Regions from separate parts of the Homo sapiens genome. Here region 1 is linked to region 2. The links are chromatin loops, found by intact Hi-C in ENCODE. Cell type or tissue: gastrocnemius medialis. All regions are shown on one strand. Links, peaks and the distances in the headings refer to the core of each region. The heading gives the core; the rest is flanking DNA. Region 1 holds the start of LOC105372436 (a long non-coding RNA gene). Region 2 overlaps MYH14 (myosin heavy chain 14).

Region 1 (2,907 bases), core at 210-2,709, 87 kb before region 2:
TCCCAAAGTGCTGGGATTACAGGCGTGAGCCACCACACCTGGCCTTATTTTATTTTTGAGACAGAGTCTTGCTCTGTCACCCAGGCTGGAGTGCAGTGAGGCGATCTTGGTTCACTGAAACTTCCACCTCCCGGGTTTCAAGTGATTCTCAGGCCTCAGCTTCCTGAGTAGCTGGGGTTACAGGAGCCCGCCACCACGCCCAGCTGATTTTTGTATTATTATTATTATTATTATTATTTGAGATGGAGTCTCGCTCTGCCACCTAGGCTGGAGTGCAGTGGCGTGATCTCGGCTCACTGCAACCTCCACCTCCCAGCTTCAAGCGATTCTCCTGCCTCAGCCTCCCAAGTAGCTGGGATTACAGGTGTGTGCCACCACACCAGGCTAATTTTTTTGTATTTTTAGTAGAGATGGGGTTTCACCATGTTGGCCAGGCTGGTCTCGAACTCCTGACCTGGGGTTATCCGCCCCCCTCGGCCTCCCAAAGTGCTGGGATTACAGGTGTGAGCCACCGCGCCCAGACCAGGGAAACTAGAGAGGAGAAACTTGGCAGATGCCACCTTACCCATGTGAGTGAGGCTGATGTGGTGTGTGGTGGGACAAGCCGAGCCCAGGGTCCCCAGTCTGATGAGGAGACAGCATCACTCCTAGGGCATCCCTGCCAAAAGCGTGTGACCTAAATCTAACTATGAAGAAGCACCAGACAAACCCAAACTGAGGGACATGCAAGTACATGGTCTGTAATCTTCGGAACTTCCAAAAGAAGACTGAAAACCGGTTCCAGACTGAAGGAGACCCAACAAAGCGAGCAATGTGTGACCTAGGATTTCCTTTGGCCATTAAGGACATTATTGGAGCCAGCTGTAATCCCAGCACTTTGGGAGGCTGAGGTGGGAGGATCGCTTGAGCCCAAGAGTTTGAGACCAGCCCGGGCAACACAGTGAGACCCCGTTTCTACAAAAAAAAATTAAAAAAATTAGCCGGGCATGGTGGTGTGTGCTTGTAATCCCGACTACTCAGAAGACTGAAGTGGGAGGATCTCTTGAGCCCAGGAGGTCGAGGCTGCATGAGCTATGATTGTGCCACTGCACTCCAGCCTGGGTGACAGAGCAAGACTCTGTCTCCAAAAAAAGAAAAAGAAAAAGAAAGACAAAAAGACATTATTGGAAGAATCATCAAAAATTTGAATAAAGTCTATAGATTAGCTATTAGTATTACATCAATATTAATTTCCTCATTGTGATCGTGGTGCTATGGTTATGTAAGAAAATGACCTTGTCTTTGGAAAACACAGAGATTCGCTAGAAGGACTGGGGAGTGGGAGGGCGCAGAGACCGAGAGAGGGCGACAGAGACCCACAGAGAGGGGGAGAGAGACGCAGAGAGAGGGGGTACAGAGACCCAGCGAGAGGGGGACAGGACCTGGGGCGGCGAGGGTGAGGGGAAGATCAGAGAGAGCTGGGAGACCCAGAGAGGGAAGAACAGATGCTCAGGATAAGGGGAGCCGAGACCGAGTCTGTGCCTGTGCAGTGCTGCTTTCGGGTTCTGGGGTCAGAATCTGGGTTGCAGCTCTGCCAGCCTGAGAGAAATCGCGGAGTCTCCCCGACTCTCAGTTTCTTCAACTGCAAAGTGAGGAAAGGTAGGTTCCCCTTCCTAGGGATCGCAGCAGTCCCACGCTCCGCCGGACTCCTGGCAAACAGCAGACGCCCAATTCCTGCGCGCCGAGTCGTCTGAGCCGCACTGATACTAGGTGGGACTCAGGGAATGACAAGAGGGGGCGGGGCGTCACCCACAGCGCCCTCCCCACTCCCAACCAGACCCAACTTGGGCCCGCCCCCGGAGCTTCTGCTAGCCTGTCTGGCCCGGCCTGCACCCACCTGCTCCGGTCGGGTCCGCGAGTTCCGTGCGTCCAGGCGGATTCCGCTGGACAGCCAGGCCTTCCCTTCCTCCGCCGGGTCCCGGAACGCGCCTGAGCAGTCCCTGTCTCGGAACTGTAAGTCCCGGTACCTTAAACGCGGCATCGCAGCTGGACTACATTTCCCAGAAACCATTGAGGCTCTTGCTCCTCCCGGCCTAAGGGCTCTGACTGCGAGGGAATGCTGGGAAATGGAGTCTGGGAGCAGGATACGGGGCAGGAGTAAGACTGTATTTAGATACATACACAACAGCTTTTGGAGGAAAACTGGTATTTGGGACATGCCTGACTGTACTGGCACGCGAATATCCCTGTTTTAGGCAGAGGCGATGCCATTGTCCATTTAATCCAAATTTCTCATACCATGGCTGAAGTCTTCAGGACAGATAAAATTTGGCCCTGTGTAAACTGATGGTGAATGAATTGAACCACTGTTACTCAATTTCCCTAGGCATCTGCCTTCCTATTTGCCTCAGTTTCACCCACCACTTCTTAAAGGGCAGTGTGATACAGGCAATGGAGCCTGTTCTGGGAGCTGGGAGATGTGTGTTCAGGAGTGTAAGGATGGTTTGATATTAGGACATTATGCAATTTATCTTTTGACCTTTCTGAATATATCAATATGCAAGCATATCTATAGATACACTAAAAAGACTTTTAATAACATCCAGTAACCCTAGATGCTGAGAAAGCTTACAAAAAAATTCTGTAACCAGTCATTTCTAGATAAGCTTAATAAATTAAGCATATATTCATATTGAACAACAATAGCGACAATGTTAAAGAATTACTGGCTTCTTATTGTGTTTATGTATGTCCATATAATCAAAACCTCATATCAAGCTTAATCGTAAAACACTAAAAGAATTGCCAGGCTGGGTGCAGTGGTTCACACCTGAAATCCCAGCACTTTGGGATTTCAAAGAGGGAAGCTAAAGAGGGAGGATCACTTGCACTCAGAAGTTTGAGACCAGCCTGGGCAACATAGCTAGA
Region 2 (2,907 bases), core at 196-2,695:
GACAAATTCAGCTCTGGGAGCAAGAAGACCCCTTGGGGGCCGTGTGAGAGACACACTGGAGTGGGTGGTGCTGAGACCAGAAGGAGGCTGCTGAGGCTCTAGGGAAGGCTCAGGACGCTGTCCCAGGGCTGCTCAGGTTGGCCCAGGCTGCGCGGCACTGGTTATTTGGTGTTAAATGCTCAGCTCATCACCCCCGTGTCAGGGTGCTGTGCCCACCCCCACTTTTTTTTTTCTTTTGAGAGGGAGTCTCACTCTGTTACCCAGGCTGGAATGCAGTGGTGTGATCTCAGCCCACTGCAACCTCTGCCTCCTGTGTTCAAGTAATTCTCCTGCCTCAGCCTCCCGAGTAACTGGGATTACAGGCGCCCGCCACCTCGCCTGGATAATTTTTGTATTTTTAGTAGACATGGGGTTTCACCATGTTGGCCAGGCTGGTCTCGAACCCCTGACATCAGGTGATCCACCCTCCTCGGCCTCTCAAAGTGCTGGGATTCCAGGCGTGAGCCGCTGCGCCCAGCCTGTGCCCCCACTTTTTTCACCAAACAGCATGTTTTGACAGCAGCTCTGTCTCAGTGCTGCATTAGTTTGCTTAGGCTAACAAAGTACCACAAACCTAGTGCCTAAAACAACAGAAATTGATTGTCTTGTGGTTCTGGAGGCCAGACGCCCGGGATCGTGGTGTTAGTGAGGGTGGTTCATCCCGGGAGAATCGGCTGCAGGTCTCTCCCTAGGCTCCTGGTGGTTTTCTGGCAATCTTCGGCGTTCCCTGGCTCATAGTCGCATCACCCGATCTCTGCTTTTGTGTTCACATGGCGGCTCCCTGTGTGTGCATCTGTGTCCAAAATTCCCCCTCCCCCCTCCCCCCGACCCCCCCGCCCCAACCTTTTTGTTTTTTTGAGACGGAGTCTTGCTGGAGTGCAAGTGGTGCAATCTCGGCTCACTGCAACCTCCACCTCCCGGGTTCAAGCGATTCTCCTGCCTCAGCCTCCCAAGTAGTTGGGATCACAGGCGTGTGTGCCACCACACCCGGCTAATTTTTTTGTACTTTTAGTAGAGACAGGGTTTCACTAAGTTGGCCAGGCTGGTCTCGAACTGCTGACTTCAAGTGATCCTCCCGCCTCCGCCTCCCAAAGTGCTGGGATTACAGGCATGAGCCACCGCACCTGGCCTCCTACCCTACACTGGTATGATTTTATCTTAACTCGTTACATCCGTAATGACCCTGTTTCCAATACTGTCACATTCTGAGGTCCTGGGGTTTAGATCCCCAACATGCTTTTTAGGAGGGGGTGGTGTAGACATGATTCAACCCGTAACAAGTACGTAGGTGGACCTCCGCCTTTTCAGAGGCTGCGTAATGTTTCATTGTTTGCGTGAACTATGATTCTTTTAACCAAGCCCTCCAAAGAAAGACCTTTAGGTGTTTCTGGGCTGAGCCAGGGCCGCCTCTGGGTCTGATTGTCTTCTGGTCTCTGGCGCTGTGGGAGGCCCCAGGAGCTATTGTTGGCTCCAGGGCCGGATTGGAAGTGCTGGAAATGGAGCGTAGCTTGGCTGTCTACCCAGGCTGCAAACAGCCGGGCCTCTTGTGGCCTATTGACACAGGGTCTTGGGCCTCTCCCACCCCCACCCCGCCGCATTTCCCAACCAGGGTTGCATAATTCCCCAGCCTGCATGACTCCGCAGCTGGGCAGCTGGCACACAAATTCAGACTGTGGCTGCAATGGGGACCTGGGCCTCCCAGCCTGTCCTCTTAGGTCCTGCCTGGCCTCTTGTCACCATGAGCTCATGTGACCCTCCTGGCAGCTGCCCTGCTGTGTGGCAGGCGCAGGCAGCAGCTCTGATTTTTGGAATTCAGAAATAAAAACTTTGCAGCAACCTATGCATGTAGTAACATAAACTGAATGTGGCTAAAGGTTGTACTGACAAAACCAAGCCTTCCCACTCTTCCCTGGCCCTAGTTTCCCACTGTTGAGCTTCTTGTATCTCCTTCCAGAAATATTTTAAGAATATAAGAAAAGACACATATTATTTGTCTATAGGAGGAGGCATTCTCTAACCCCACAGCTGATGTTCAGCTGTCAACATCACTGTGGTGATAAAAAAAATGTGAAGCAATTTCTCTATTGGTTCAAAAGTTCCGGCCAAGTGCAGTGGCTCACGCCTGTAATCCCAACAGTTTGGGAGGCCGACTGAGGTCAGGAGTTCGAGACCAGCCTGGCCAACATGGTGAAACCCCGTCTCTACTAAAAATACAAAAATTAGCCAGACATGGTGGTGGGCGCCTGTAGTCCCAGCTACTCAGGAGGCTGAGGCTAGAGAATTGCTTGAACCTGGGAGGCAGAGGTTGCAGTGAGCCAAGATCTCACCACTGCACTCCAGCTTGGAGCAGAGCGAGACTCCATCCAAAAAAAAAAAAAAAAGTTCCTGGATGTTGGTTGCTCCAGCTGGCCCCCCAGCTCCCTACCCTTCCACTAGAGACCCCCCTGGACCCTGGCCCAGCACTCTGGCCTAGGTTAGTCTGGGCCAGGCAGTGCTAGAGTTAAATACTCAGCTTGTCATTGGCTCACTCCTGTAATCCTAACACTTTGGGAGGCCGAGGTGGGAGAATCACTTGAGGCCAGGAGTTTGAGACCAGCCTGGGCAATATGGTGAGACCCTGTCTCTACTAAAAATTAAAAAAAAAAAAAATTAACCAGGTGTGGTGGTGCAAATCTGTAGTCCCAGCTACTTGGGAGGCTGAGGTGGGAGGATTAAGTCCAGGAGTAGGAGACTACAGTGAGCTATGATTGCACCACTGTACTCCAGGCTGGTGATAGAATGAGACCCCATCTCAAAACACCCCAAAACAAAGAAACAAATTACTCAGCTCATCATTCCCATGGAAGGATGCTCTGGACCCCCTCTCCA

What was found. A loop is a pair of places that touch in the nucleus more often than their neighbours do. Peaks named below come from ENCODE experiments on the same cell type or tissue, not always from the same donor. Only the 100,000 strongest peaks of a DNase experiment are listed, where the experiment ranks them.
Region 1: a loop joins it to region 2, with 13 times the contacts of the local background. A loop is called at or near these places in 3 of 110 quality-filtered maps.

Annotation. Positions count from the first base shown.
Region 1 is chr19:50,146,257-50,149,163 of GRCh38, forward strand. LOC105372436 (a long non-coding RNA gene) reads right to left here and starts at 1,981. Exons shown (of 3, transcript XR_936021.4): 1 at 1,877-1,981. RefSeq lists a silencer at 1,328-1,427. In gastrocnemius medialis, for the core only: CTCF peaks have their summits at 1,333 and 1,535; DNase peaks (open chromatin) are centred at 1,385, 1,785 and 2,055; H3K4me3 peaks cover 1,464 bases; H3K27ac peaks cover 1,362 bases.
Region 2 is chr19:50,232,951-50,235,857 of GRCh38, forward strand. The region is part of intron 10 of MYH14 (myosin heavy chain 14); the gene reads left to right. Among named protein-coding and RNA genes, the nearest start is that of MYH14, 31 kb to the left of the region's middle. In gastrocnemius medialis, for the core only: no CTCF peak of the experiment used is centred there; DNase peaks (open chromatin) are centred at 771 and 1,621; H3K27ac peaks cover 2,500 bases.